Linked DNA regions of Mus musculus: regions 2 and 3 are each linked to region 1. The links are chromatin loops, found by intact Hi-C in ENCODE. Cell type or tissue: heart. All regions are shown on one strand. Links, peaks and the distances in the headings refer to the core of each region. The heading gives the core; the rest is flanking DNA.

What was found. Peaks named below come from ENCODE experiments on the same cell type or tissue, not always from the same donor. Only the 100,000 strongest peaks of a DNase experiment are listed, where the experiment ranks them.
Region 2: a loop joins it to region 1, with 5 times the contacts of the local background. A loop is called at or near these places in 19 of 42 quality-filtered maps.
Region 3: a loop joins it to region 1, with 15 times the contacts of the local background. A loop is called at or near these places in 18 of 42 quality-filtered maps.

What each region holds. Positions count from the first base shown.
Region 1 is chr2:64,848,259-64,859,176 of GRCm38, forward strand. No RefSeq gene overlaps it. Among named protein-coding and RNA genes, the nearest start is that of Grb14, 170 kb to the right of the region's middle. In heart, for the core only: a CTCF peak has its summit at 5,875 (motif pointing left); no DNase peak of the experiment used is centred there.
Region 2 is chr2:63,497,864-63,508,781 of GRCm38, forward strand. No RefSeq gene overlaps it. Among named protein-coding and RNA genes, the nearest start is that of Gm23503, 71 kb to the left of the region's middle. In heart, for the core only: a CTCF peak has its summit at 6,284 (motif pointing right); no DNase peak of the experiment used is centred there.
Region 3 is chr2:63,509,159-63,520,076 of GRCm38, forward strand. No RefSeq gene overlaps it. Among named protein-coding and RNA genes, the nearest start is that of Gm8541, 61 kb to the right of the region's middle. In heart, for the core only: a CTCF peak has its summit at 4,591 (motif pointing right); no DNase peak of the experiment used is centred there.

The sequences.
Region 1 (10,918 bases), core at 1,612-9,611:
GACTTCTCCAACTCCAGAGAAGTGACAGCCAGGGCCAGAATGAAGCTTTGCTGTTCTCACCTGAAAAGCAATCCGTCAAACAGACGTGCATGTCCTCTGTACACGATAATAATGTACAGATATATTTTTGCATGCTGATGTTATTAATGCATCAAGTTAGCACAGTATATAAAGCACAGTTTTCTCTAGATTTTGAGTGACGTAATATGCTTGCCTACATAAAATATAACCACATCGAAAGCTCCCTGAGCTTAAACTGTGTCTCAGATTTTCTACTCATCGCAGACCATGAATATATCAAACATGCAACACAAATCTAAAGATTTCATATGACTCCTGAAACACGGAACGTGGAAGGCATACATCTTTTTAAGTAAATGAGGACAAGAAATCTAGATCATAACGTTTCCCATTTGTTGTCTCAATAACGATGACGAAAACGAGGAAAGCAGCTATCTGTTCCTTGGACATGTTAGCTCAACAAAACACACCGTACTGAGGTGCACTCTGGCTCCCTGTACATCACACCGATTTCTCCTGCTTTTCTGGGTTCCCTGACATTTCTTTTGCACCTGTCCCCTCCCCCCAAGCCCCCTCCACATGCCTTCCCCCCCCCCTTCTTCCTTCCCCTCTCTTCTAATTAGGCTGGGTCTTTCTTCCGTCCATTCTTGTTCTAAATAGACCAGCTTAGTCTATCGCTGCTAACGCCTCTCTTCTACCTTATCTTTTTTTAGGCACAATGCCAGCTCTGCTTTTCTTGTGATTTGTGAAAGTCTTTCTTTCCTCTGTCCCTGCCCAGGCCTCCTACCCCCTGCCTAAGCTTTTCCTTTCTCCTCTATTATCTAGTATGCTCTCTGTTATATTTCTAGCCCTTAAAGTTCACAGGGCTCCTAAGAAAGGAAAGCTACAGCTGTGGAGAAACAACACAAGTTTGTCCAAAAACCAGTCCTGGTTATTTGTATCTAGTTTACTGTGTTGCTTCTAGACAACAGCTTAGTAGCTCAGAAGTCAGGGGGAAAGCCCTCTAAACATCAAGCAAAATTCTTCAAGAAAGCACTTGTAATTTGTTTCCTCTTAAATCTCAGGGGCCTTCTCCAGTTCCCAGCATCCATCTGATAAAACAAGACATTTAGATTTTCCCTTGTCTGCTGGAGAACTAACTGGTTGCATGTAACTCACAATAAGAATATGACTCCAAATGCATCCCATCTCAAACCACGAGTTATAATTAGAAGATTGAAGTGTATTTCATTTCAATGAGTTATTTCTGGTCATTTCTACACATGGGGGAAGGTACTCTAGTGCCTACTGCTTAGGCACAGTGACTTACAGAGACTCTTACAAACAAGATATTCCCAGAGACAAATTCTGCAACAGCCAGTTTGCATTTCTACATTTGACCCACTTCTTTCTTCGATTTTCTATGATCCGAAAATCTTAATTGTTCCTGTCTTGATTGTTGTTATGTGTTTTGTGATCCTATTACATCCTTTATGTTTATTTTTATGGCTAGATTAGTTGCGTAGAAGCATTTTCTTTACACTGCAAACACAAGATGCCAGGTGACTTTGCCTCGATACTGATCAGCAGTGTTGCTTCCATTGCACAGAAAATTAACTTCTTCACGTGACTTGAAAGCAGCATGAATATATTCAAACCTTAATAGGGAAATTGACCATCACAAACTTAATTGGATCCCACCCCCTTCTGAATTCCAAATGCATCTACAATATTCTCCTCGCCTTCTGACCTGCAGAGGAAACAAAAATCTTCCTGATTAACTGAGAATATGTTTAGTCCCATATTTGCAAAATCAAAATTACAAAAAAATAAAAAAGAAGAAAAAGAAACGAAACAAGCAAAAGAAAGCAAAAGCAAAAACAAAACAAACAAACAAACAAAACCACCAACCATGACAACACTGGAAGTGCCAAACTGAATAGTCTTCTCGCTCTAGCCAGGAGTCATCAGTACAGAGACCACGAAGGGAACCAAACTCTTTAGACAAGTATTTTCAGTAAACCACCTTTGAATCAGTCTTACAAGAAAGGAAGGATACAGGAAATATGCGAATTCAAATTAGAGCACAGGGCAGTGAAAGATGAACAGAACAGACAATAAAGAAGCAGACAAAACAAACTACAGGAGCCCCGCTGTTTAAGAAGGAAGCCCCAGCCCCAAAACAGTGAAGGCAGAAATCTATACTCCAAGAAACTGTTGAGAAATATTGCCAGGATGAAGAATGGGGCTCCTTAACGCTAGGCAGCTTCTGCACAGCTATATTTTGCCCTGTGAAACTCTGTGAAAACTGCACTGTACCAGTAATATTTAATTGTAGCATAAAAATTCAAACACCATTTACTTGATATAGAATAGGGATAGTATGTAAATTAAGTAAGTTTCTATTCATGTCTTCTTACTCACATCTGTTGGCAGTTTGAATAGTTTTAGTGTCATTAATTGTTATAAAAGTGCAAGATTTGCTGTATGCTTGCCACTTAGGACCAAAGGCACAAAAGTCTAATTGAACTAAGTAATTAGTAATTTGTCATTTCCTATTGTCAGCAATTACTTTCCATTAGAAATCCTCACTGAAAATTCTAATTTGAAGTGAGCTTTGCATTTTATTGCTGTCCATCCAAATTAGTTTAAAATTGACAGCTCCATTTTCACTTAAAAATGTAAAGATATTAAATATGCTTGAAGAAGCTGGGCGGAGAAGTTCATGTGCCATGTGTGTACACACTCTCATGCATGTGTGCGCATACACGGACACACATACCCATACACACACAAACACATAGATACAAACACACACATACAGAGAAAGAGCTAACGCCAAGGAGATGCCTTTTATTTCCAGAGAAGGAAGTTGCTATAGAAGCCCTCACATTCCCCTGCACCTTTGCAACACTACAGGTTTCTGATTTTCACATTTGCACACAGCCCCCTGATGAGCTGCCCTCACCTGCGTGCTGATGGACAAGGGAACAGCACACTATTAGGCTTCTTTCTGGGGTTCCAGTCTCCCTCTGGGACAGGGCTGTTGAATGGTTTTTCATTTGTTCTTTCTTCATGCTCCACTGGCCAATCAACACTCCCTTCCTTCAGTTCTGAGCACTGTGTAGAGCTAAGGGGGAACTTACATCAGCCCTCAAAAGTAACGCCAAGCAGGTGATTTATCATTAGCGTCTGCCCACTGATTTGCTTTCAACTAAGGATGACTCAGTGAGCCCGGCTGATGGTAGGCGTCTTTGGAAAGGATGGAGCCATGTGTGATCTCTGGATGGTCTTCCTCAGCTAACACAGACATCAATTTCCTTTAAAGTCCAGCTGGGCTTCTTGAATAAGTAAATCAGGTGTCCAGGTGTCAAAAATTTTTAGAAGAAGTGGAATTGCACACATTTCCTGTTCATCCCATTGTTAAAATCCTCGACGATACAGCAGATATTTAATTGAGAGGCTTGCGTACATATTCATGTATACAAAGGCCCACACACTTCAGTGAAACAAGCAAAAGTTACATGAAGAAAAACATATTCGTGTATTTATTATAACATTGTTCATGTCCACATAGAACAGGTCACAATTATTGTCCTAGTGTTAAAATTACATTAAAAGGTAAAAGACAATGAGATTTCACAATTACATTTCTAATAAGTCATTAGTCAGAGTAGTGTTGACTGTCTATATTAATTTAAATGATCTGGCTTGCTAATTTATATTTGCCTAAATCACATAAATGTTAAAAATGACTCATAACCCTGGTAATAAATGGTTAGGAATTTCTCTTCTCCTTTTGGACAGGTACTGTAGTTATTAATCTTAATTCACAGACTTTACTTTCTCAGAACAACTCTTACATAGTGACTCCTTTGTTAACAGACTAGCTATACCGCACATCTGTAACATTTAAATGAACATGAATTAATGCTGATATACAATAAAAACCAATGTAGAAGCAAATTGCGCTTTCTTGAGCATTGAAAATCCTTATCTTACCCATTTTGTTGCAAAATGACAATACATCTTAACTACCAGCTTGTAAATAATATTTCCTACAAATCTTCAAAATGCACAGAAAACTCTAGAAAGAAACAGAATACCTGTCTCAGTATAATTCAGCTTCACTTGTTATGACCTAATGTGTGTCCTGTTTTCTTTGGTGACTGTGCTAAATGTCAGGATCAAGTCTTCCCAGGGGATCTACTGAAATAAAGTTAAGATTTTTTTCACTGTTCTGCTATAAGACTTTGTCACATAAATCCAGGATTATCCATAATATCTCAGTTTGATATAAACTTAGATTATTCAAATTATAAAATTGTTGCTCCCATACATCATATATCAATACACCTACATAGTTCTGAAGCAATGGGATTCATAAAAAAAATAAAAATAAATTAAGCAACAGACTCTAATTCCTCTCATTCTGAAATTGTATGTAATTGCCAATAAGGCACTGAAGAGAAGAGAGAATTAAATTAAAAGTTCAATAAACACTGATCAATATGCTTGTAAATACCAAGTCTATAAAATGATCTTCCCTTTAGATGCAGTTCTATCACATGAACACGTTATCCCTGTTTTGAAAATTGGGCTGATCATTTTGAAATCTAGTTAAATTTATTTCTAATAGGAATAAGCCAGAAACCTAGGAAGACTGCTCTGTCAGGGAGGAAGAGAGAGAGAGAGAGAGAGAGAGAGAGAGAGAGAGAGAGAGAGAGAGAGAAGCCTGGTTTGTCAAACTGTCGCTGCCTCCTGCTTCAGCATTAGCTCACAATCAGCTGAATAAAGAACTCATCTGTGTCTGAGGTGTAAATAAATCACAGGTCTCAGTTACTTCACCACTGGCTGTTTGTCATTGAGGAAAATAATGGTTAATCAATGTCTAATCAATGAAGATGTGTAACATATTAGTTTGCAGTCCTTCATCATCCTATTTTCTTCAATTGCCTGGGGGTTTGTGTTCAGTACTTACACAATCGATTACAATTGAGAGTGATCACTCAGCTCGCGTTGAGAGCTGTCAGCTGAGCCTTCCAAGAAGGCGGCTTTCTGCTGGTGTTTAATATGAGATGCTAATATTTAGCTGCAGCTGACAAACCAGGTTCCATGGTGGAAGGTTTTATGAGAAGCGCTTAAGTAACTAATTGTATCACTACATGTCACTTGATGAAACTAAACTTTTCCTGACTTCACAATAATCATAAGCATTACTGGCTTGCTGTGGGAAATTAAGGGAAATAGCCGCCTGCTTGAGTCTGATCATGCCTGCGGGGAAGCCGAGAAGGTCTATGAGAGGCAACTACCAATGACGCCTTTATAAATAACTACGGGGGCTGGCAGACGGGACCAGATTCTTCCATTTTCGTATAAAACAACATTTTTCAACATAAGAATCTTTTACATGTATCTTTGAACGCTCCTTCGTCTCTCACAAATGTCACAGACTGCAGCCTGTCTGCACATTTAAATAATAATAATGGGGGGAAAAAAAGAAAGAAAAAAAACTGTGACCATGTGGCTTTAAATTCAAACAAGGATATTAATTGTCAGATGCACCCATTTTCCTTACCACTTGCAAAAAGGCATCCCCAGCGTGCAAATGCAGAGGGGAGGGTATTAAAACGTAAAGGAAGTGGGGAACGTGGTTATACCAACAAATTGTCAAGCCGTGAAGCCTTAGTTTGTATTACTGTTTTGGAGACTTGTTTTGGAAGTTGTGCTGATGACAATCATAGGGACCAATGTCACAAACTAATAACAATATAGTGTTTCACTCGAAGCCTTTTTGAATCTTGATAGTACTGATTTAAAAGAACAAGTTTAGCTGCCTTTTTGCTAGTAGCAGTGCTAAGAGCGCCCTCTAGTGCCCACCGCTTTACAACATCGTGGAAAGGCAGATAAGTCGTTTGTGAGCAGTTCAAGCTCATTGACACTTGCTTTAGAGCCAACATTAAGGAACTTTAAAACGTATATCTATCATTGCAAATGACCTAAATGTGCTCTTAAACTTAGAAATGCTTTAATATCATTCTGTGACCAACCATACCAGAAAATTGTTAAGTGATCTACAATTTTTTAAAGTTATAATAGAGCATTAGTTTTATTACAGTATTACTACAATGATACATTGTCAAATTTTATGGATATTTCGGGATATATTTTCATTGTCTGAATTTCTGGAATACCTAGGGAAGTCTTAACCAATGACAGCATCTAAAGAAGGAAGGTCATTGCCCATTTGGTGCCTTAATGTACAAGGAGTGTGGAATTTACATTGTTTCCAGTAACAGTGGGAGAAAAAAAAACCTTTACCTTGCATCCAAATGTTTAATTAATATCATACGATTTAATAAAGAACCAATTGTAAAGGCAACCCAAAGAGCAGCCCTTCAAATGATGCATTTATCACTTTTGGTTTCTCTTGGTTTTCTTCATTTCACAAAAAAGATGCCCCGCCCCATTTGACTAAAAGAAGCCTGACCCCGCCCCCGCCCCCCCCGGGGGAAAAAAAAAACAAGAAAAATTTTAAAATGGAATACACAATGTGGTGGATTTGGTTGAATTTTAATGGAGACTCGTGAAGAAGAGAGTAGCAGGCACAGAGAAGGTGTGCATTCCATTTCAAATGAGGAGTGTAGCTTCCTGGGTTGGTGGACTAATTGTTCAATGAAGGAATGAGAAACCACAAATTTATACTAAGACTTTATACAGCTATAAACTATGTTCATAATTGAAGCACTGTTTAGCTCATCTGGCCTAAGGAGGGAACAAAGAGGAAGAAAAATCTTCAAATGAAGCAAAGTGGACAGACTCAGGAAGTCTTGTGCTCAGAGACATAAGAAGGAAGTAATAAAAAAAAAACCAAGTAGCTACAGGTACCCACTTGATCCAGGAGAGAGATGCTGCCCACCGAAATACTAGGATTTCATCAAAATACATTTTTCTATTTTACACCCAAATTTCCTAAAGAAAAAAAAAACACTCCCCACCTCTGCATCCTGAGGTTCCCCCAAAGTTTACTAGATTATTTCTTATATATCTTTCTAGCAAAAGCAATAAAAATAAAAATAGAAAGATAATAAAATTATGCATTTTTAAATGGTCATTCTCTAGGAAAGTTAACAATTCTTCATTGTCTCACACAGAGTTAGATCAAGCATTGAAAAATCATTGGCCAATATTTCCTAGGGGTTTCTCTTTTTCCTACCACTCTCCGCGGAATGCAGACAACGCTGCGCACTGGATGTCTAATAAGTTAGGCACGCGTATCTGTGAGCCAATACTTACAGTCATCTTAAATGACATTTTTTTTTACCATCAGTGGTTCTGAAATCAAGTACAAACATTAAAAAAGGCAAACCAACAAAGGGGTATGTAAAAGATCTTCATCTGCCTTGGCACCGACACCAGGGGAAGCGCGCTCACCCCACGGACATTTGCACTTTGATACGCCAGCTGTGATAACGATGAAAAGTTAATGGAGTCTTATCTACATCAACCTGATGATCATAGACTTTGTTATTTTTTTTATTATTTTTAAGGAAGGGATTTGTGCTGCATGAATATGAAGGCATATATTCACAGAGTTTCTTAGATTTGCGAGTATGAGCGCTACAAAGCCGTCTCCTCTCTGAGTAGACAAAGTGAGTTCCATGCAGTTACCATGTAGGGGTCTTTCAAATGAGACCACAAAATGGCAAATAGTTCCCCTTCTGTGTGGACATTAAAGATGCCTGATCCATTTCCAGAAGAGCAAGGTTTTACGACCAGGCTGCTGTGCGCGTTCCTGGGACCTACCTTCAAGTCTAGCAGGCAGCATCTCTCCACACGCTGCTTAGTGCTTCAGATAGCCTGAAAAGTTCAATATATTTACTGAATTTATTTTAAAAATGTTCTACTGATGGTTCTGAAAAATCTTTTTTAAAGCAAAAAGCAAACAAAAGGTCTCTCTAGGTAAAGTTATAGGAAATCCAACTTGCTTCCAAAATATTCGATTATCCTTTTTTGAACATAAATGCCTCACTATTAATTCTATTTTGAAAAACAAAAACAAACCAATATGTAATAAAAAAAATCTTATAATCCATGATTCATGCTTTCCGATACAGGTAATGTAAAATAAATGATATAATCTACAAAACAATGACAAATGAGAGACTTGGGAAAGGTTATGGTTTGACAAGGTAACATTTTTGAGATCTGGACACCGATCAAATTGATGTACGTATTGGTGATGCGGCACTCCCTGACAGTAAAGTCTTTACCAGTGTCTACAACATATAGAAGAGCCCATTGTGATTGCTTAACGTCAGCTTTTGTTCATAAGCTCTTTCATAACACTGAAACCAGGAAAATGATTTAAAGCAGTCCAATTTGTCTATTTACCTTAATCTTTAACTATTCCCATACGTCTGGCTACATGATGTATGACTCTTCATAAACCAATTTTTCAAAGATGTATACGACAGAAAAAAGGCAGGCTCCTAACCTTTTATGTGTTGAACTTTATAAAGCTCTAGAAAACAAAATGCTTTCAGCTTTCAGAAAAGGGGGGAAAGTGTATTGGGAGGGAAAAGGTTATTTTCTTTTTCCTTCTAATTTTTTATTTTAGCAAATATTTACAATCAGTAAAAGTAAAAAAAAATGAGTAATATCTAGGTGAGAAGGTGATTTCTGCTGTCCCACCCATATACCTTTTTCAATTTAAAAATGGTGATGGCCTTTGTTTCAAAGCAATAGAATTTAAAATGAATATCTATAAATTAAAACTGTAAGTTTGTATGAGTCCACAGCCAAGGTAGAAATAATCAGCTAGGATCAAAACCAGCCTGGAAGGCTGAGTAGATTGGAAGCAGTGCAAATTAGAGGGTCTTCAATTTAAGGAACCTAAATCTTGACTTTCTGTTATGGGAGAGGGGGTGAGTAATCAAAGAATTCATTCATTTTTGTCTGCTTGAAATTGAATGCTCTGCTACTGAAATCATACCATAGCCAGACTGAGTGGTACAAGTCTGTAATCCCAGGCTCCTCACAAAGATGAGGCAGAAGGATTGCCTCCAACACTACCTAAGTAATTTAGTGAGACCCTGTCTGGAAGCAAAACTGTTTGAACAGTCTAAGGATGTAGCTCTTTGCTAAAATGCATGATGTACACGAATAAGACCCCAGATACAATGCCCAGCACTAAGAAACAGCAATTAAAAGGCATTTAGATTAATGCTTAATTAACTTACACCATTGTAAAGATGGAAACTAAGAAGAATATATCTCTTTATGCACGAATGTAGTGCATATTTACAGGGCAGGCACCTATTGTGTGCTTGGAGCTGGATAAACAACTCTAAACAAGATAAAGTCACGCCCTCTCCTCTTGGAGCCTGTATAATTTTAACTGAAAATTCTGCTTTAGGACAATTACTACCAGGTTACAATTATGAGCTAGTCAACAAGCAATTTTTTCCCCTCGTACTTTTTAGTCCTTAAACCCTCGTGAGCTCAGTCCTTATGCAAATTTTGTTCTGTACCTTGTGTTATTTTTAAGGTACATTCTAATTTCCCAGCTGGTTTGGCCAAATTAGAAAATGGAGTCTTCGTTCATAAAAAGGCACAAAAAATACTAGAATCCTTGTGATGAATATAGAATGCAGAATAGACTTAGCAGCTTTCACGCATCTAATGAGGTGCCTAGCCCAGTTCCTGGCACTTTGCATATGTCCAACACAAATGAGTTCACTATATGCAAGCATCATTGTGTTTACTGCTAGTATCCACAATGTCCCTGAGCAGACTCATATCAGATAAATTATTTTATTGCATAGCATAGTATATCTTAAAATAGAATAGGGTCCAAGGTAGGACAGACCCAATGGAACATTTAAGCCACCACATTTCTGTGTCTATGAGTTAACTCATGTTGTACCAGAATATATCCTACCACAGACAGATAGGCACTGTTTTCTCATGGAGATCTTATGAATAGGTCTTAATGGATTTATATAATAATTAACAAGTTATGATGCCTTAACTTCCCTAAGAAGTAACTCCTACATGAAAAATCACAAAACAAAAGAACAAACCTGTCAGCCAGTATGGAAAATTTCATCATTTATTATCATTCCCAGGCATTGGTGAAATCTAAACAAACAAAATTTGCACTTAAAAAACGTCATCAGATATCTGGGGCTGAGAAACGTGAGCTGAGTCTAGAACGTGCCTGAAAACTAATTAATCAATTAAAATCAATAAATAAAAATCAGCAAGCCGCTGTGTGTGAAGCACATAGAAGACTTTTACCCTCAGCATCACTGCAGGATGGCTCTATGTTTCTCCAGCTTTTAGCCTCGGCATTACTGAAGAATGGTTCTATGGTTTCTCTACATTATTAGACCAAATTATCATAAATTTCATGCCAATATCTTAGCGCTGGCTTCTCCAAACAGAGCCAATTTATATCTCGTGTTTTATTCACCAAAGGAAATGTAGAAATTACATCTTTCGGTGTGCATGTTTGCCCACACAGGAATTATGCACATATGTGTAACACTTACTACAGTAATAGGATACAAGTTATCCTTCAAATGAAATCATTTTACAAGTCAGAGATCTAACATGCACAAAGTCAGGGCCATGGTTTAAAGCTAGGAAACCATTTTAAAGTGTGTTTGTAATTTATGAGACTGTAAGGACAAAAGCCACAAGAAATGTCTACTTCCCCAAGCTAAGAGCATTCCAATTTGTGTTGCTTTTTATCACTTGGAAATCTAAAATGTTTAGCCTTATTCCAACCATAGGCTAACAAAGTTGTCCTCTTCAGGTGATTTAGACTAACGATACCAATGGCATGGGCCTAAGAGTTATGCAGTGTGAAATTGATGTGTGTTTTAACAAAAATAAGCTGGCAGTTCTCTGA
Region 2 (10,918 bases), core at 2,485-10,484, 1.3 Mb before region 1:
GAGGAAATGGCTAGACGCCAAAGGGTAGGCCTATGTGTATTAGAAGGGACTTTATAAATAACTGAAGCCAAACAAATTTGTGAGAAAATGACACTTAAGAAAAGATCATTAAGAAAAGACTTCATTTAAGATATAAAAGAAATAAAAAAACAGTCACATAAAATGAGAACTCTAGCAACACAAAATGAGGCAGGAAAGACTGCAATGTAGTGAAATATCACGGCACTAAAATAGTTAGTGGTAAGAGTAATTTCTCAAATGTCATTAATTGAAACATCTATTTGTCTTTATTGGAATTCAAATAGCCTGCATTCACAGTCCTATTTAAAACCAGTTACCTCTGTATGTTGAGTGCTCATATTCAGCACCTGAGTTAACATAAATCTAGAATCAAGATAAGATGTGAAAGGCATCTCCCCTTTCATGATCTCTACATAAGATAACGGAAGCGCTTTGTGAATCTAAGATTTATCACTATTCTAAGTGACCTGTGTCTCTTTATAAAATGAGAAGCACTAGAAGTGAAAGCCCACATCTAAATAGCTGGTCACTATTTAATTACAGGACATTCCATATGTTATATATTGTGTCAGCACATAATGTGCTCTGTGAAAACATGCACCATGTAGCTCTCAGATATTTCTCCAAAGAGCTGATTAGTTCCTGGCATCATGAGACAGTATGCTATTAATATGCAGATGAAAGAAGTTGTCCTATTAATATGGCTAGCTAGAAATGAAAATCCAGAGGAAAGACCCATTTGTTCTATTTTGAGTTCTGTCACTGAGTATTTTTAGAAAGCACATGTTCTTAGACTAATACCAATCTTTCGTAGGAATACAGGATTTTAACCCCAGATAATTTGAAAGTTGTTTTGAGATATTTTGGAGGAGTAGCAGCAATTTCATTCCAATAACAAACATCATATAGATTTTCCAAAGTAGATGTCATGCCTGGTCAGTTATGTTCCAAAATTACAGAGAAGGGCTTTGAAATATTTGACATTTCGACAGTAGAATTTTTTAAAAATAAATGACTAAGTGAGATTTTTAAAAATTTTTTAAATCAATTTGATACAAAGCAGACTTGTCTAGGGAGAGGAAACTCAGTTGAAGAAAAGTCTGATTGCCTATAGAAAAGCTAGTTAGGTATGTTCTTAATTAGTGGTTAATATGGGAGAGTCCAGCCCACTGTGGTCAGAGCTTCCCTTGGCATGTGGTCCTAGGTACTATAAGAAAGTGGGTTGAACAGATCGTGAGAAGCAAGTCAGTAAGCAATGCTCCTTCAGGGTCTCTGTTTCGAGTTCTTGCCTCGAGTTTCCTGCTTCAAATTCCTGTTCTTATTTCCCTTTCGGAAGCCCTGCTCCCTGTGAGCATAAGATGGTCATAAACTATTTCCTACACAAATTTCTAGTTGTTGTGTCATTTACAGCAGTGAAAACCCTAACTAAGATATAAGCCTGAATTAAGATCTGTGAACAAAATCTGGTTTGCAAAAGTATCAGCATTTTAAGTAGACATTTAAACAACCTCATTCATAAAAGTTTTTTGAAAATTATATAGCAATATATAGCAGAAGACAGCCTAGTAGGCCATCATTGGGAAGAGAGGCCCCTTGGTCTTGCAAACTTTATATGCCCCAGTACAGTGGAATGCCAGGGCCAAGAAGTGGGAGTGGGTGGGTAGGGGAGCAGGGCGGGGGGAGGGTATAGGGGACTTTTGGGATAGCATTTGAAATGTAAATGAAGAAAATATCTAATAATTTTTTAAATTATATAGCAAGCATGTTTTAAATTAAAATATATTTCATTCAACCTTTGGTAAATATTGATCTAAATAAATTATCAATGTGTATATCTTCAAGTTACTCAGGAACTTAAAAATAACTCAGAGTATATAGTATTGAATGGAGATAATTCTGCTAGGAAGGCTGCCAATTAGAGACTCACATGGACCTGGTGAGGCTCTGGATATTTGCATTTTACTGGAGATTCTCTGTTGGAGTCCCCTTCAAGCTGTGAGAACTTGGGAAGAACTGGAGGGTTTTTGTGTGTGTGGTTTTTTTTTAATAATTTTCTTTTTCCTACATGAATTCAATTTTTGAAAATTTAAACATGATAAAACTCCATGAGACCTGACATCATTCAGTTAACAATTTGACTGTGTAGTGATCCACAACTTAATACCACTATGATACATAGTATGAAGATAGAAAATATGGTTACTAGAAAAAATACTGTGTGTATTAATGGGGAACCAAAGAATGCCATCTTTTAAAAATTAGTTGCATTACGTTTCTTCAAATATTGTTTGTAAAAATTAAGTATAGCTCCTGCTATAACTTATTTAAAAGAGATTACCACAATAAATAATACAAACAAAAATTGTAAAGTGTGTATATACATGTATACATGTATAATTACATATGGTATACTATTTTATTTATATGTGAAAGATGTGTAAATATCCATGTTTGTTAAGATCCTTAGCAATTATGATCTCTGTGGTGTTTTATACTGTTCACTAATTTTCATCATCCTTCCTTCTTTATTTCTTTCTTTAGTTTTTTACAAACAGGGTCTCCAGTTCATATAGCTCTAGCTATTCTGGAGCTATGTAATCCAGGCTAGCCTTGGACTCACAGAGATACACTCGTCATTGCCCACTCTAGTACACATATCAATCAGCATGAACGCCTTCATTGTTCTACTTATGCACAATGAACAATCAAGTTAAGAATTTTATTTTTGTGGAATAATGATAATTAACTATTTTATTTTTTAGCCCAGAACTTCCGTAGGAATGAAGAAGAAGAATATCTGTAGAGTAGGCAGAATTCCAAGCAAGGCTAACAATACTTGAAAACCATTTCCTGTAAACTGTCTGATCTCTCTGCCTTTGTGTTTCATAATCTCATTCCCCACCACATTTGCGACTGAGACAATAAAAATTTATGTAAAATTATAAGAATTCAAAGACAGTTCAGTTGGAAAAGTTAGGCAATTTGAATCAATTCTTTATAAGGTTGTTGTTGCAATGTTACTGCTACTGATGCTGGAACAAAACTCTTTCTAACTTTGGGATGAATTAAATTACCACAGAGCTATATGGCAGAATAATATTCCATTTCATAGAGAGCACTTTACCAAAGCTGGAAACAAATATATGTAATTTGCAGTGTGTTGTGTAGTAGAGTTATAAATACTAGGAGTTTAGTGGAAGTGAGATGGCAGTGAGACATGCATATACGTGTTATAGATAACGTACATATATAATGTGTTACATATGTACATTGAATAATGTTAATAACCACTTAATAAAAATGCACTAAACCCTCCACCATTGTCTGTTGGATGGAAAAAAATAAGTGCTTGCCTGACTCAAAAGACTCTTACTTAATTTCTTCAGCTACTGTACCTAAACCATTGTCCTTAACTTTTTGGAAACTTAATGAGTTCATTTCTTATTAAAATATGGATTTTTTAAAAAAGATAATGTTTTAAGTTTTTTAAAAAAACTTTGTATTTTTAAAATAAGCTCTTTTTTCTAGACCCTAGTATTCAGTTAATCTTGTGTTTATTTTTATTTTTATTCCTTTTTCCAATAGCTCATACAAGGCCACGACCACAGCTAATTCTCAACAAATCATCAGCCTTAATAAATTGTAGTAATGTGTCACATAAGTGATGCCTATTACAGGACATAAAATTTAGGTATCTTTTATCTTCATTCAAATTAATCGAGTCATATCATTTTACAATGATATGAGTCCTGGTGATATGTCATCTGCTCAGAAATTTAGTGGCTTTTGGATGTGCTCCAGGTTGTGATAAATCTCAAAATTCCTTTGGACGACCAATTCAAATAGATAAAGATAATTAATATGACATTGATGTCTCTAATATTTCCTACTGCTGTTTCACATCCTCTGTCACTGTCCTGTATGTATTTTCCTTTTTTTTTTCTTAATAATACCTTGTGATGTTCCTGTAGGCCTAGACTTATTTAGACCTACTTTAGTAAGGATTCTCAAATGCTTAAACACTCCTTCTAGCCAACTGTCCAAAGGTAGGGGAGCAAAGACTGGTAAATAGAACAAGGGGATGTGGACCTGTGTAGTTCTTCTGCAGTGATTCCACTCTCTGTTTGTCAGGATACCAGCAGTCCAGTTCAAAAGTGTCACCAAACACAAATCACCAACGGTCATTAGTAGCAACCAGGTCAGGGAATGCCAAGGGTTTTCTGTTGTGCCTCACTCAATGCTAGTTAGGCAAGCACCCCACCACTGTCTGTTGAGTCCCACTTATACTCTTTCCAAACATCATGTGTCCTCTCATGAGTCTTGCCTTAGCAAAACATCACATGACACAACCAGAAATTTCCACTTCATGTTTGCATGTTATCTGGAAACATCTTTTTACCAATCATTATCACCAAAAGACAACTAGAAAAACATTTTTAGGTATTTTCCTCATTTACATTTTCAATGCTATCCCAAAAGTCCCCCATACCCACCCCCCCACTCCCCTACCCACCCACTCCTAATAAAAAATTTAAAAAAAAAAGAAAAAAGAAAAACATTTTTAAAAGTACCCAAGTTGCTGCCTACCTATCTTTGTGTAGTCATCAATACTCCCTATAGAATTAGATACCATATTCCTCTTATGAATTTTTTTTTGTGGAAGGATTTTATTGGAGATTTACAGTTCCAGAGAGCTAAAGTCCAAGCCCAACATGTTGGGTAGCATGACAACAGGCATTCAGGCATGGTGCTTTTTGGCAAGCAAGATAAAGAAGAGAGAGAGAGAGAGAGAGAGAGAGAGAGAGAGAGAGAGAGAGAGAGAGAGAGAGAGAGAGAACAGACAAGAAAAAGATCTAGTAGAAAGGGCGTCAATTCGAAGCCTTCATGTGTTTTTAATTTAGTTTGCAGTGATTTAGTTCCTACTCCTAAAATATTGAGGATTTTATATAAGAATCCTATTTTCATCCCCCTCTCTCCTTTTTTAAAAGGAGGCAAAACCCTAGGAAGTATTTCTCTCCTGACAACTGAACACTAGAGCTAATTAAAGCAGCCTTCCTTGCATGGGGCATGCTCTCTAGAGTCCCCCTGAATTCCTAGTTGGCCATTTTTTTTAACTTACTTTTGTGGGTCCCGTTGACAGTTGAGTTTTCAAGTCCTGGTTTAAAAGACTTTCTCTTTCATTAACTAGAAGGCACCAGTATCTATTCCTGTCTGAGTCTACATGCTTTCTAGGGTGGGGCAGTGAGTATTTCTCATGTCAGGAAAGTCAACATTAACACCAAGGGACCTTGTTAAAAATGGGAATTCCTGTTATCTCCCTTCAGTGGGTTTGGGGAAGAGCACCTAATATGGATATGTAAAAATGCCCAGATGATTCTAATGCATCTGCCTCGGAACAAGTTTTGGAAAAGCAATGAATGGTTGCATAACAGCAGGTATTTAGTGGGTTTGTGAGTGTGAGGATCTGTGCCTAAGCTGTGGATAATTTATTCACAAATGTGTCTGTAATAGCTTTGGCTCTTTGCCTATGATCCTGGGACACTTCTGTATCCCATTGGGTGTGCTGGTAATGGATGTTATATGAGTATTGAATATGAATTTAAAGAAGCCTTATTATCATCTTTTAAAATATCAATCCCCTATGCACCAAATGCCAAATATCAGAGGAGAGCTACGCCATTGTAATTAATCATCACCAACTACTAAGTTTCTATCATTAAATTCTTTAGGTATGTATGTATCTATCTAGTCTAACTTTATAAGATGAGAAAACGGAGGTCAAAGGAGTTAAATGCCCTGATTGAGGGTCACACAGTTCCATCCTGGTAGGGATTGTATGTAACTCTAATCTTTGGGAATTTGATTTTTTTTCACATTAATAAAACACTGAATACAAATAATGGATTAAGGAATATATATTCTGAGAAATAGTTTAATAGGTAAAACTTGGAGTTAAAAGTAATACGAATTACAAATCAAAAACATACATTTTGCTAACCTTCAATTTCATGTAGGTCCTAAGAGTATTTTGTGTGTCACATTATGTCATTTTTTACAAAGAGTAAACTAAATTTAAGGTTGTAAATGTAAGAGAACAAACTTTATACTCCTCTAATATACACATTTTCTCAGCGAGGGATGAGGCAAATATCCCAAGAATATAACAGTGAATTTACAAATCCAACTTCTCTTTTCAGATTAAAAAAAAAAAAAATTCCAGGTTATTAAGTTGAGTTGATGGTGCACTAGCATTTGCCAGCCACCAGATGCCGCTGTTCCATACCTCACATAACTAAGATAATTGGAGATTTAAGTTTTGACCAATATTAGTTTTCTGTCCATGACAAATCTGTATATTTTTCAAATAATTGTATATTTATAAGAACAATTCTTTGTTTTCTATTATTATCGATATACATAAAAAAATCAAGTCAAGAAAAATGAACAACTATGAACATCTTTCAGGATAATATTGACCTGGGTAGAGTCATTTGTCGATGACCATTTGTGAAGTTCCAACTCACTCCTACATGGTCAATACTAAAACCTGTGACTATAACTGAAGCACTAGTATAACTTAATATAAAATAACTAACATGATAACATTAATTCAATTAATGTTTGAGATCAGCAACTGCGATTTTTCAGCTATTTAAATGGAGACTGGGAGGAATACAGAGGAACGGTCCACAAAAATCCTTGTTTAGAGTATTAAAAATTCTATGCATATTTTAAGGTCAATTTGAAATGTTATCAAAATTAAAATTAAACGTGGAAGAAGAATGTAGCATTCAAGTTGGATATTTTAAATTTTGGAGCGAATGTCTTTTTAAAAGAGAGAGTAAAGGGAAGAAATATGACAGAAAGACCCAGATCATCTCTATCTGTATACGGTGTATTGACACCCTCAGGTAACCGGAAAGCACGGATCAAAGACTGCCAGGAAGGCTTAGGTCTGGTGAGAAAGTTAATGAGCTGCTATGAGAAGCATGAACGGACTAACTGTTCTTTTATTTTTATATTATAATAGCGATTTTAATAATTTCCAGAAGAAGAAGCACATGAGTTTCAGTCACTGCCCACATGACTACAGACACATGACTTTGGAGGCACCAGATGCTAGAGCAAAAGACTTTTAGGATGTTAGTAATGAAGAACTTGAAGTGCTGAAGGACCAAGGTAAGAATGATATGCAGAAAAGTGAGCAGTCTTCCTAAAAGGCCATTTAATTCTGTGGCTGGAACTGACATCATCATTTTGTTTACAAATCTGTGCTGGGTGTGGTTTCAGCGGTACATGCCTGTAACTTCAGCACATTGGAAAATGGAGCAGAATAATTGTATGTTCCTGGTCGGCCTGGAAGAGTGTGAATCCAAAAACAAGCAAGCAAACAAACAAACAAACAAAAAACAAACAAATAAATAAATAAATAAACGAGAGAGAGAGAAAGGTGAAAAAGAGTGGAGGATGAAAAGAAAAGAAAATGTTACTTATAGGTCTTGAGACCTATAAATATAAATGATTATGTTATTGATGATTGTTATTAAAATATCTACAGTTTTATAAATTTCTAAATTTCTCCTTTTGATAGTTTGAGGCATCATAATTCTCAAAATCTTGAACCCATATGATGTACATCAGGTAGAATTGTAGTTCAAATCTAATCTAGAATGTTGTCTGCCATGAAGTCTTAAGACAATATGGAAATGTTTTCTTCCTAAAAATCTGTCCCCACATGCTGCTCCTTTAGAATGCTTGAAACAGCTACCTCCCAGCTCACTGAATGTTTGGTACCCTTAATTAAGGCATTAGATTTCTAAAGTGGCATTCTTCTATGCAACAATACTGACTGCTATAGGTTCTTGGAGATACAAAGATGAATGAAATAAGATCTCTGTGTTCAAGGATGTCAGAATGTGGCAAGACAGATAAAAATATAAATAATCTAAATATAACTTGACATTTCTGAGGCTTTGAGAACAAATTTAAATTTTACTAAGTTAGTCTAGGAGAAGTGTAGCAAGGGAGCACAAACACCAAAAAATATAAAAAAATAAAAAAGCAAAGAAAAAGAAAAGAAGAAAAAAGAAAAAGAGAGGAGGGGAAAAGAGAGAGAGACAGAGAGAGAGAATACTCAAGGTCAGAGCTGGTGTGGTGAGCTGACCTCTGTGAAATAAGAGAGCTATGGGAAACTATTAAAGTAGCCCCAATATATTGATGTATGGAGGATGAAACATATGGCTATCTTAGTCTCTACACACAAACACACACACACACACACACACACACCAAATCCCACTTTCATTTATTGCCTCCTTTCAATATTAAATAATGTGCTATTTTTGCCAATTAATTTGTTCATATGCTCATACGTATAGATAAAAACAGTAAAGATGTCTGAAAGCCATGCATTCCTGGAACCAGGAAAGCCTGCAATAGCCAAGGGCAAGGTGAATTAAGATGAAATACAGGCAAGCAAACGGCAGATACAACTTTTATTCCATGCTTCATTTCAGGGAAGTCCCGAGAGTGTGGTGAGCAAGGTATTGAGCTACACCGCTCATCCAGACTTGGGAGAAACACTGAAGAGCCCATCATGAGCCATTTGGAGAAAAAGCGAGATGTGTAAATAATACCACAAAAGTTTCAAGAAGAGAGTTTTGAGAACGAATGAACAGCCTTATAAGTCTTACTGAGGATGAGAAAGTAAGAGCTAGTGTGTATTCCATGTTTATAGTGTTCTCAGAACATAACCAACCAAGTAAGGAATAAATGCCTTAATCCTTCAGAAGGACTAGCTCCTTGGAAATCATTTGGTTGCTATGGAGAATGTTCACTGACTGTGGAATTTTTGCAACTACTAGGCATTGAGTGAGTCCTCCATCCCCTTTGCCTTCAAACGTTTTGGGTATCTGAACAACCATGACTCAACATTTTTGAGAAATATGGTTTTTACCAATGGGTTGGCAATTTTCTTTTTTCTTTTCTTTTCTTTTTTTTTTTTTTTTTTAATTCTCCAGAATTCCTTTGTCTCTGTCTCAGCAACCAGAATACGTTCATAGACGGAGGGTCACTTCCCATGGATACTGTTGGGAGGGTGCAATCAGTGTGCATTAAAATTATAACTGGTCCTTGATGTAGCACAAGGTATATTTGTGTTATAAGATACTCATAATCAGGAAGAAAGAGGATCTAACATTACCATAATCTAAACTGAATTAACCATAGACATTATCTTAACATCCATATTGCAGATAAGGGAAATGACACTCAAATGTTTAAGTAACTTTACTATAGTTACTTTAATTAAAGCACAAAGTTAATAAGTAGTTATGTTAGGACTAGTACCTTCACAATGTGCAATATTGAGTGTGGTGTATCAAAAATACTTGCACCATAATCTTATTAACAGACTCCTTTGTGTTTCATCCTTAGATGAGGTGATTAATAGCACCTTACTTCCCCACCTAATCCAAAAGCAAACTTATCTCTTTTTCTTTATTCAAAGGTAAATCTAAGACCTCTAATAGATAAACTGAGTTACTTCCTCCTTATAAACAATTTACAGCAATTAAAAATAAGAAACAAGTTGTATATACAGAAACAAATTCTATCATATTAATAATAGAGTAGGTAAAGGAAAAAACACCATAAAATATCTTTTATGGTAAAATGGAGGCACACATATTGATACTCTATTCATAAATGTAGAAGATTCTAAAATTTATGCATTTAAGTGGCGGTCTCTAAATAATGTGGCAAGTAGGGCTGAGCAGGCAGATAAAGTGAATTGTATAGATAAATATGGTATTAGGATAAAGAGTAAATAGTAGAGTACAGATGCTATGGATGAAAAAAAATAATGAAAAGGAGCTAGAATAACTAACACTAAGGATGTTTTCAAACGCTACATAGAAGCTTAATAATGTATAGTATTTATACACAAACACACACATGTGTGTGTCTGTGTGTTTGTGTGTGTGTGTGTTGTGTACGGGGGGATATATCACGTGAAAGGTTAAATTTTTCTCCACATGGTATAATTCTCCTCCTATATTGACAAATATAAAGAATATCATATATGAAATATTTCCCTTCACATTTCGATAAGGTTATCTCAGAGCCCTCCCATCTCAAACCACACACACAATACAAGCTACTCCCAATGCTTTTAGTTGCCCTAGTCAGCAGCCATGAAGAAATCTCATTGGTCCTGACAAGGTAGCTTCCTCCACAGTGGCCAGATTTCAAGATATAGGAAGGCATTTTATAGGCTTCTGGGGGAGGCTCTCAATAGTCTTGCCAGGCTATGACCTTGTGAGCTACAATAATAGCAGGTGTGTTTGTGCAATGAGTTTTATGTGGAAAACCTACTAATTTTTTATTGGATTTAATGCATATTCCATAGGAGAAACTTATAGCTGGTTCATTAAGTCTGGCCAAGAACCTAACTTGGGATCTCACAGCCCCCAGGGATGGACCTACATCTTTTTTTTTTTGTTTGTTTTTCTGTTATCAAACCACCATCTAAATTTGGTTTTCTGTGTCTGTAGATTGCTGCAGCTCTCAGATCTCAGTGGAGGAGTTTGTTGTGCATCAATGGTGGTTAACCCAGAAACACAATTGGTCCAAGTACGGAGATGAAGTTGTCAGTGCCGTACTCAGCCTTAGCTGGGACACCTAATCACCTCCAGTGCTGCCATCAAGACTTGGAGAGCATCATGGAAGAAAGGCAGAAATATTAAAAGAGCCAGGAATTAAGGAAAACAATAGTGGAATAGTATCTTTGGGATATTTAAAACTAGGGAACACAGGAATTCAGAGGAGCTGTTGTTGACCACACAATATCTGCATAATATCAAACCAGTCTACATTCTAACTTGGAAACATAGAGGTT
Region 3 (10,918 bases), core at 557-8,556, 1.3 Mb before region 1:
ACACAAAGTGAAGAGGATGTGAAGGTGAGACAATGTACAAATATAAAAGAGGGATGTAGCAGGCTTTCGGAAGAGGAGTTGAAGTGTGCAAATAATAAAAATAAATTGTGTGATATTCTCAAAGAATGAATAAAATATTATATTCAAAAACAGATAAACAAGTGTAAAGCTGACCACCTTATTAACGGAGAGACTTACATTTACAGGGTGTTCATGGCCTGTGAACTTAGAAGATAAATAGCTTAACTCTATTTAAGCCTCTTGTAAGAAAATGAAAGGAAATGTGCCCAAGTGCCAGCTCTATTTGCTTTTACAGAACTGTGATGTTGGGGAAATTTCAAAGGAGCCTATTTTATGCAAAATTATTTATTTGCTGTAATAAGCATGGATATTTAGAGGGATAACCAAAAATTTTCAACAATGCAAATTGCTTACCAGGCAACGCAAACTGGCTAGACTATAGCTGTCTCCTGACAGACTAAAACATTTAAAGAGCACAAACTTCCTTGCAGAAGCCCCTAGCTGCCCCATGCACAGACATAGACTTTTTTTCTGCCTTAATTTGCCCCTTGGATGCATAACTTGCCTTTTATTGAATGCTAATTGTTTGTAGGGTACATGGTAGCCCTCTAAGAGTCTGGCAAACCTATACACCGGGGAACTAAAGATACAATCAGCTGCATCTCAGTGCCATTGAGATTTTTTGTTCCAAGGTGAGAGGAAACTGTGACAGGAGCTGCATCTCAAGCTGTTTGTCCAGCCAGACCTGAGATTTTGGAGGCTGGTATCTGAATTTATTTATTCACAGGGAGGGTGACTGAATACAGATGCCAGTGCTGGCTGAGTTAAAAGCAAGGGAATGTAAGTGCTTAGACTTAACCTATAGCAGACCTGAGGAATAAAAAGGCCCAGAGCCCAAGGTGCAGAAAGGGAAGAAAGAAAGGGGACTGAAAGAGATCAGCCCTAATGAACTGTTCTCTGAATCCAAGGAGATTGTGGAAGTGATGTCTTAGAGACCAAGACCACTCCCAAAGAAAGCAAGGATGAAGTGGGCCAGTCATAATGCTATGTATATGGGAAGAGACAAACAGGAGGAAAATGGAAATCTGCAGCTAGAAAGACTCAATCACGCAAACCCATGCACCAAGGGTGACTCTATGACAGGTAGTCAAGAATACGTGTATACCCATGAACACACACGTTAGGTTTGCTCTTGTTTGGGTGGTTGTTGTTGGTATTTTTTGTTTTGTTTTGTTTTTTTTGTTTGTTTTTGTTTTTGTTTTTTGCCTTACTCTGAGGAATCAAAGCATAAGGTTTTATCACTCTTCATGATCCAGACTATCTTTAGGTAAGAAGAGATCTTACGTACTTATTTTCTCTCTAGGTTGAAATGTTTTATACAATTAAAAGCGGTTCATAATTGACCAGAGGTTCATCTGCACCCTTGTTTACTGGAAAATGTTGAGAAACCAAGTTGCAGAAAACACAGCTTGGGTGTTTGCTCTGGAGAGTAGAAACTGAAAGAAACCAGGAAGAAGAGGCCTGTGACTTCCTGTAAGTCCAAAGTCAATGACCTTGTGCACTTCCCAGCAGCTAACTAATCCAACCCCACGTCCCAAGACAATTTTGACCACTGGGCTTGACGAACAAATTTCTAGTAATATAAATTAGAAGAAATTATCATCTTGTCTTGTTTAATTTGTGGAAAAAATGCTATTTACTTTCTGAATGTGGCAATATGGTTCAATAAATTATCTTTCAGTTACACGTGTTTAGAAAAACAAATGGACCATCTGACTCTCCAGAATTCCCTTACAAAGCATGAGTCATTGTGAGAGTAGAGTGCCCTTCTCTGTTCTTGTCTTCTGTTTTCCCCCCTTCATCTCTCCTTTCCGAATTACTTCCCTACATATTTATACCTAGTGAACACTAGGCAGTCCAGCCATGGCACATATCATTGTGAAAACTAGAACAGAGAAGTTCTCTCTTGTGGACTTCCTAATGGCAAAGTAGTACACTCAAAATGCTCTCGGGTGCTGCAGTGGTAATGCTGTATGGGCTTCTGCTTGGAGAGAAGAGGAAAGGCAGCAGAGCCCGTGATGCACTAGGTAAGTGTAGTTCATTCTATTATAGTACATACATTTTAGTGATATACCAGAAGTCAGAACACTGAATTCAGTCATGTGTCCTCCGACCTCTCTCCTTAAATCCCTGTTTGGTTTTCCTTTGTTTACTCATTTTTATGATGTTCTTTACAACAACTGTAATGATGTTCAGTGTTTTATTATTAGGCTCTTGGATTCTGCTCACTTCCTAATTGATATCCCCACTATGGCTATAACAGCATATTGCTCAGAGCAGAGAGGCAGTACTAGTTGAGTGAAGAAATAAATGAAATGCATTTGATACTATTTTGAGGACAACTAATCTCTACCAGCAAAGAAATGCCAAAGCAATGATCTATCATATTAACTAGATTTTAAAGGTTCTACCAAGGAAGACGTTTTTCATAAAATATAGTTGTAATTTTGGGGGTGGAAGGAAGTATGGGAAAACTATAGAACATAATCAGAAAAAGTAGGTTTAACTCCAGGCTTAATTTCTATAAACTCTTGGGCAACTGATCAAATTTCTCTGGGCTCTAGGTTCTTTTAATGAAATAATGGTAAATTATCCACCTTACCATGTTTTAATGAGAATTACCAGTAATATATGTAATGTGCTTGGACCTTGAACATGGAAGCTACCAAATTAATGGTAGCTATTAACACCATTATTTTTATTAGCAAATGCTCTACAGTGATTAAGTTACCTGCCTTTTCATTTACTAATTTAATTATTTCACATGCTATTTAGGCATTAAAATTGTAGTAGGTATGAAAATGATTCATTTCTCTAAGATACAGGATTTCTGTTAGCTTACAAAGTAAATACAGTTATTCTTGACTGTCTCATTGTCTCTCTGTACCTTTACTGTGTTAATGTCACCCTTATGCATATTAATTATTCTGAACTATATAAAATGAAATAATTTATTTATAAAAAGCATAAATGAATATGGAACTTGATTTGGAAGTACATGTCATTCCTATTTTTACATAGAGCTGTGGATAGAAAAGCTGCTTATTTTCAAAAACTTGGAATGGAGAGTAGTACCGAGACCTAGAAATTGATTTTAGAAAGCCATCAGGTCCCTGAGATATGGGCAGGAAAAGGCATCACCAGCACTGTAGGTGACAATGTTCTGACACCTACAAACATCTGACTTAGCAGACTTGTAAAGTGGTGCTTAAAAGAGTTGGTGTGGCACATAAGTAGATAATGCAAATATGTTACCGACCCCTACGAATAGTTGCAATTATGCAAATTTCAAAACCTTCATCTTTTATAATTAGGCATAGTGTGCTATGTAGTTAGGGGGTCTACTGGCTAGCTCCAGTTCTGTGATATGTCAAACAGCTTCCCCTTAAAACTAATGCACTTCAAATCGACAAACATATGCCTTCTGCTAAACACTGACAGAATGTTTATGAAGGAAGGGAACAGCATGGCATTCTAAGTAATTGTTAGTGACACAATACACCCCTAGTTTGTAATTTAATAAAATGCTTTGTATGAAAAGCTAATACTATTTGGTAATAGCCAAGCCTATTGCTGGATTGAGCACAGAAGTGTGAATTTTTAATTAATATCCTGAAACCTCAGGAATTAAAATTATTGTCCTTGAGCATCAGAAAGGAAAAAATATCTTCTTATAACATTTACTTAGAAAACAAATTTGTCCTTATTTGGTATATAATTTCCTCACATATAATTACTATGGAACACTTGAACCTCATTATCCATACTGCTGAGAACACAAAATGCATAATAACATAAGCACACCATGTAACCATATAAAACACAACTTATAACAAAATTATAAATGTATGTTATATGTACATTTAATGCTTATATTAAAGTACACATATGACCATAATTGTGTATGTATAAATCATATCTGAACCTAAAATACAAAACCAACTAAGCCTTTTTTTTTACATTAAAGACTGAAGAGGCATCTTGGTATATTTGAGTTTTGAATTAAACAGTTGTACATGCATAGCATGGCAATGCCCTCCTGTAGCCCTAGATACTTGAGAGACTGAAACAAAAATATCATTTATACCTCATGTTCTGAGGCCAGCTTGGACAACATAACAAGATTCTACATCAAAGAATAAAGTAATACTGAGTATGCCTGAGTAAAATTATGCTCCCGTTCAGAGAAATGTGCCTCATCACTTGAAAAGCCACATTTTTATTTACTTTTAGATTTACTGAAGAATTCACCTCATCTCAATACCTCTTTCGATGGCAACTGGCTAAAACCCAAGTTAGTAAAATACACTAAAGTCCAACCAAGTGAGCATAAAAATTGACTAGTGGAGAACCATTTTAAAATATTTATGTGGTTATTGTTTCAGTATCTCAGCTTCTTTTTCAAAGTTAGCTTAAAATGTTCTATGTTTACTTATATATATATAGTCTGGCATCTCCAAAAATTTAATAATTAAAAACAAAGCACAAAAACAGATCCTCAACACAAGGGGGCACTGTTTACCAATCTCTTAGGAATAGACTTGGGTTGAAACATTTTCTATTTGAGTTCTCAAAGACTAATTTTTAATTCATCCCTCTTAATTTTATATCTGATTTTTCATTGCAAATCTGGTAATTAATAGGGAAATGGAATTTTTAATTAAAATGAAAATGCAAATTTGGAGCTTAAAATGGATTTTGTGTGTGAGTGTGTAATTAGTAATCAAAAATTTAATCTATCTGCATCTATACTCTATGCCATTGTATACATATACTACCCTACCCTTCTCCAATATGGGCTACATTCACAATGTCCTTTCTTCTTGTCATCTCATGAGTGTACTCCTTGTTCTTATTTGCATAGAATTTAATTCTTGCTTGTTAAGTTCATCAAACATATAACTATACATATCATTTCCATGAGAGATCATTTTCTAGCAAACGAGATGGCTCATCTAATAAAGGCACTTTTGTCAAACCTTACTTACTACCTTTGTTCAATATCAGGAACGTACAAGGTAACAAGGGGGATATGACTCCTGCAAATTATCCTCTGATCACGACACCCACACTGGAAAACAGAAAATATTACTTAAAATACAATGCTGTGGTCTTAAAGGTGTAAGTCATAGCTCTACCCAACAAGTAAACTATTTTTCATTGAATAAACATCTGGAGTAGACATCTTATTTCATTCATTTAATTCTGTAATCTAATTGTATATAATAACCAAGACACTGTTATACATATACTATAGTACACTTACACACATGTGAAAACACATTCAAAGTCTATATTTTGTATCAGGTTTATAAATTCTAAATATCTGTAAAATACTTTTTTGTATTTTATGTGAGTTTCAAAGTGAAGTATGCTTGAAAGCACAGTATAAGATTCACTCCTGCACTCAATTCTTACTGAGTTGCTTAACCATCAAGAGCATTCAAAAGAATACTGGGGACCATCAAAGCCCACAAGATTTAGCTTCTAGTTCGTTTTTGCTCTTCAAACAATCAGAGGAGTAGCTAAGATAACAGATGAACAGATTTTGTGACACATTTATAAATTCTACCTGTATGTAAAACACTTAAAATATATAATGACAGGCTGTTTATTAAATGTATACAGTAAATGGGCTTGTTTTTCTTCTCTTTAGACTGCCACAACTTTTTAAAATTTCTCCATCATTTCAAGTACAAGCTATGCAAAATACACTTATTTCTGACACAAATTCAGAAACTAAATGCATTAGCCAAAATGTTCTAAGAGCTTAAAAATACTTGTATCAACGAACATACACATTTTGTTTTAAAAGCTACAGTATAATTTTATATTGACACAAATAAGAGGTCAAATATTTTATGTGAGTTTCAAAGTTAAATGTATAAAATACGGCGTACATCTCAGTATACCGCTCAGCACTTAGGAAGCTGCTTAACCATCAAGAATAGTCAAAAGAATACAGGAGTCCATCAAAACCGAGAGGATCAAGCTTGCAGTGCGTTTCTACTCTTCAAACAACCAGAGCAGTAGCTAAGGTAACAGCTAAATAAAATTTGAAGTATTTGAGAACATTTTATGCATAATCACTATGGGACATTATTTTCAGGGAGACATGCTAAAACATCTAATCTTACTCCAGATAGGAAATGGACAGACCAAAATGACAGCACCAGCCAAGTCCACCTGATGAGCCAGTGAATTTTCTTGGGATTGCTTACAGGAGCACAGCTGAGGAGTTTTTTATAAGAGCAGAAAAGACTTAAATACAGCACCATCACCAAAAGCTCACCCTATCATGGCTGCTGGCTTACAAATGGTGGAAGCCTAGACTGACGAGCAAAACAGTTCAATACTGGAAAGAATCTCTTCCGGGCATCTCAGTTGAGTTGAGCTTCTTCTGAGTAGCTCTATTTTTGAGTCTTCCAGATGGCTCAACTAGTCTGAGAGTCCTCATGTCATCCTGGCTAGTCTAAGGGTCATTCAGAAGTTGTTATATAGCCTATATGTACTGGGTGAGGGAGGGACCTGATACACCTAAAAGCTTCCTGAAGCTTTTGAGGTGTTTACTTCTTAGCATAATATGTTTCCCTGATAGTCTTATCTCCTTTTAGGACAGTGTGGGTATAAATGAGATTCCTTCAAGATAGAAGGTTTTGTCACAGAGGAAATTTCTGCCCAACAATAATAAACTGCACTATAAATAAGTAGTTCACGCAAAATACATGAAATATATAGTATTTTTTGAACTATCTAATTATACATGCACACTAAAGGTACTTCAGGAAATGGCAGTTTAATGTAGGAGCAATTTTATGCTTCATATAGTATGAAACAACTTTATTTAAATGTCTTTGATGTATCTACATCACCTGCTTCTTTATTATTAATTTGAATCATCTTTGTTGTCTAAACAGAACTTCTGGGAAGCTTTATCTTCATGTTCAAATAGTTTTATTCATAATTAAAATTAAAAGAAGCAATCTATGATGTTATCATTTGACATGTTATGTCTAGGGACGATGATTTTTGCATTACATTAAGACATCTGATTTTTGTTGCTCTGACTTTTTTATTAGTAAGAAATTTATATGTAATACATACAGTATAACTTGGTTTTTTAACATGATCTCTGATAGACTTATATGAAATGCTGTCCACAGCAAAGACTTTTGCGAAGCAATGACAAGTTATGACTCTTTCTGACTCCTGAAAACCAAGACAGAACTGATTACAGAAATCACAGGTAACCTCTGTGATCATGCAAAGAAAATATTGATGGTGATGGCCTCTGGATCATTGGCTTTCTCCAAATAAACCATGCAACAGTTTAATTATGCAGTATATTTCTCGGCAGAATGTTTGGGCACAATTCCAATTTGGACAAATATGATATTAGATCATTTGAAAGAATGTATCCTAATTATCCTAAAATAATATTTCATAGATTATGAAAGAACATAATTTACATTATCTGAAGTTGGAGTTCAGTTTATTATAATAAATACACAATTCATTTGGAACAAGCCTGGAAAAATATGATAATAGGGCACTGAATGAAGGCAAGACAGTTGTTTCTTGCACTAATCATGAGGCAATATATTATGGACTTCAGTGCTCTTACTCTAGAGCCAGCCTCCCTCTGTTTGAACCCATTCCCAAGATCGCCGCCCTATATTCTGCTTCTTCTATATTACTGCATCGGGCCCTGGTATTGTCATCTATTCTGTAGCACAGCCACCATGTCTATCTAATGACTGACACTGTTGTCTCATAAGTTTATTCTGTAGAATACTAGCTAATGGCTAATGTCTGCTGCACAGGGAATGCTGCCAAAGGACACTTTAAAATAAACAAGCACCATGATAATCAGTAACATAGGAGATTGTTCTATTTTCACATTTGTTTTTCCTCATTTTCACTTGTACCGGAAAAGATGTCTAAGAGTGGAAATACTTAAAGAGATGACCTATATACTCCCATGAATGCTGGTTTTAGCACTGTGAGTATTTTACATTCTGCTTTTTAATATCACAGTTTTGAGACCGTCTATCTTGCTTAAGCACACAATGCTTTTTTTATTTTCTAGCATGACTTGATGTTGATTAGAATTTGCTGTGTGAAGTGGTTGTTTTTTTCCTATTACACATTAGTTTAAATGACCTAATTTTATTGTAAGAGCAAACCACATGAAATGTTTTCTATTATTTTTAAGCTTGGCAAGTGTTCATCTTATTGTTCTAAAATTAAATTAAAGAAAGATTTTGATGCTGTTCAATTAATATTGGTTTGGAATATTTTTAAATTTGGCTTGAAATTAAATTTATCTTGGGGCCTTTAAAAATATAAAACATTAACTTCAACTTCCTTTATAAGAGAACATTTTCAACATTTTCTAGAAATAAAATATACTGTGGCATGAAATTCTAAACAAGAGATTTTAATGCTCTAACATATCCTTAAATTAATAATTTTTCCTATATTTATAATAATCAGTATGTATTAAATATAGAAAATAATTAGTTATTATATAAAAGTTGTTCAGTTGATTGTTTTCTAAGGTTCTTAACACATAGATACTGAGCAATGGTCTTTTATTCTCCTGAAAAAAAATGGACCTTGTTTATTGTCTGTATTATAATCATTGATGTCCTGTTTGAACAAATATCTAATCAGCACAATACGTACTTCAGATTCTCCGATAAGTAGGCTTATCTTTTGTTACTTACATTTTGATCTTGCATCTTTCATAGCCAGCTCTTCCAAAGCACTCACAAGAAAGCCTTTGCTAGTTCCTAGCTGATCCTTTGTTCATGGAATAGTTTGGATTCTACTTAGGTTTTCTTTTAAGATGAAAACAATCGCACTTTTGGCTTATTATGTTTCAACAAACATTCCATTCAAACAACTAAGCAAACCTGTGACATTTTCCTCTTGACTGTGCTTTGACTCAACTTGCATCTGATAGGACTCATAGGAAAGTCATTGACGGCTCAACCATGAGATTTATTTGTAAATGGCCTATGCAGATGACATGAATACTCAATAAGAAAAACATCTGAATTACTGATATGTGCCCCTCTTGCCTTTCATTTTTCAAGCATTTCAAAGTGTTTATTTGGTCTATCATTTCTCAGGAATCCAGAACTTCCCTCCCTTTGTTATAGGCTAAGTAGAGAGATTTTCAAAACAGGAGAAGTGCTCTGGGGAAAAAAAAAGAAAAAAAAAAAAAAAAAGACTTATCCTCATCTTGGGTCTTGGGTCCATAGACATTCTCAGGGTAAGGCTCAAAACTGATGAAGCTGCAAGAAGAGAGTGGTAAAAATATATCCTGGATGCTCTGTAATGAACTTCATTGGCTGCTGTATTTTGGTCTACCTTCCTAAGCCCTCTCCTACGATGGACCGACCAATTTACCCATAGGAATGGGTAGATATTTGCTAACAGCTGTTCTTGTATCTAACTCAGTCATAATTAAACCCTTAATGGCAATCATGAAAATCTCCTTATCACTGGTTAGGTAATTGCAGACACAGAGAATGAAAGCTTAACTATAATTGTAGGCCTTGTTGCCAGCTGAATATTGAAATGTGCTAGCATTGTGATTACTTAATGTCCCAATGTGGCTTGTGGCCAATGCTTAAAGCATACTCTAGAAAACTATAAGCAAACACATAAACAAAGCTTAATTTTTAAATAGTATCTTAATTATACTTACACCGAAGATATATAAGCTTTGGTAATATAAACTTAAGCTGTGGCTCAAAGTAGTTTCCTTCAAAAACAAAGTTTGAACAGAAAATAGTATTGTACTTTTCAACCTTTTGGGAATAAAGTCATCTGGTTACATATCCTTAATCTTGACTTTGGGAACTGACTTTCCCTCCCTTTTTTTTTTTTTTTTTTTTTTTTATTTTGTATAGAATAGAGTTTACTTAGGCCATGGGGAGGAGAGTTAAGAGGGGATTAGAGAGGAGCAGAGAAGAGAAGTAGCATCCAGACATGAGCATGTGGAGAAGGGGTGGGGAAGGGAATGAGGAGGCAGAAGGATGAGAGGACAGAGAAGGAGCAAGAAGGCAAGAGCAAGAGGGAGGGAACTGACTTTCAAGGTGAATTTTTAAATTGATAGCAGATGTTTCTTCAGTTATCCTTCCTTAGGACACCATACAATTCAGTAGGCTGAAACAATTATTTATACTTATTGAAAGATCATCAAACCAATGGGAACTAGATATGCTTAGATCCAAAATGTAAGTCAAACCTTGCCTCAATTTCCATTCTGCTTGAAGCAATGCGTTATGAGGCAGCCTCTTCTTATGCAGAGACAGAACGGAAAGAACAACATGCAAGTATGCTCATGCTACATCATCTACCCACCCTTATGCCCAAGTAATTCAAATGACTGAGGTCAAAGTCAGGAGTAAAAAAAAAACATAGGCTCTCTTTCTTGCTGGAATTGTAAAGTCAGATGGAACCATGTCGATTTGAGCAGGCTGAGGGATTTAAATCAATGACTATATGCCACAAGGCTTAGATGAGTGTTTTAGAAATGATAGCCATGTGAAGTTCCTATCCAAGGGCAAGCCAGTGATGTTATATATTTATTTTCTTTACACTTGATTCTAAATTTTTCTTTGACTATCTGTTTATCTGCTGTATTTTTAATAAGCATAATATTGATACTATGTAATCTTTCAAATACATGTACCATAACACTCAGCTTAATAGCATTTTAAAACATTAGTTTTTTTCTGATTTGGCATTTACATGTAAGTGATCATGCATTATTTGGAATAGGAGAACTGTATAATTTCTCAGTAATATCAATAGCCATGTA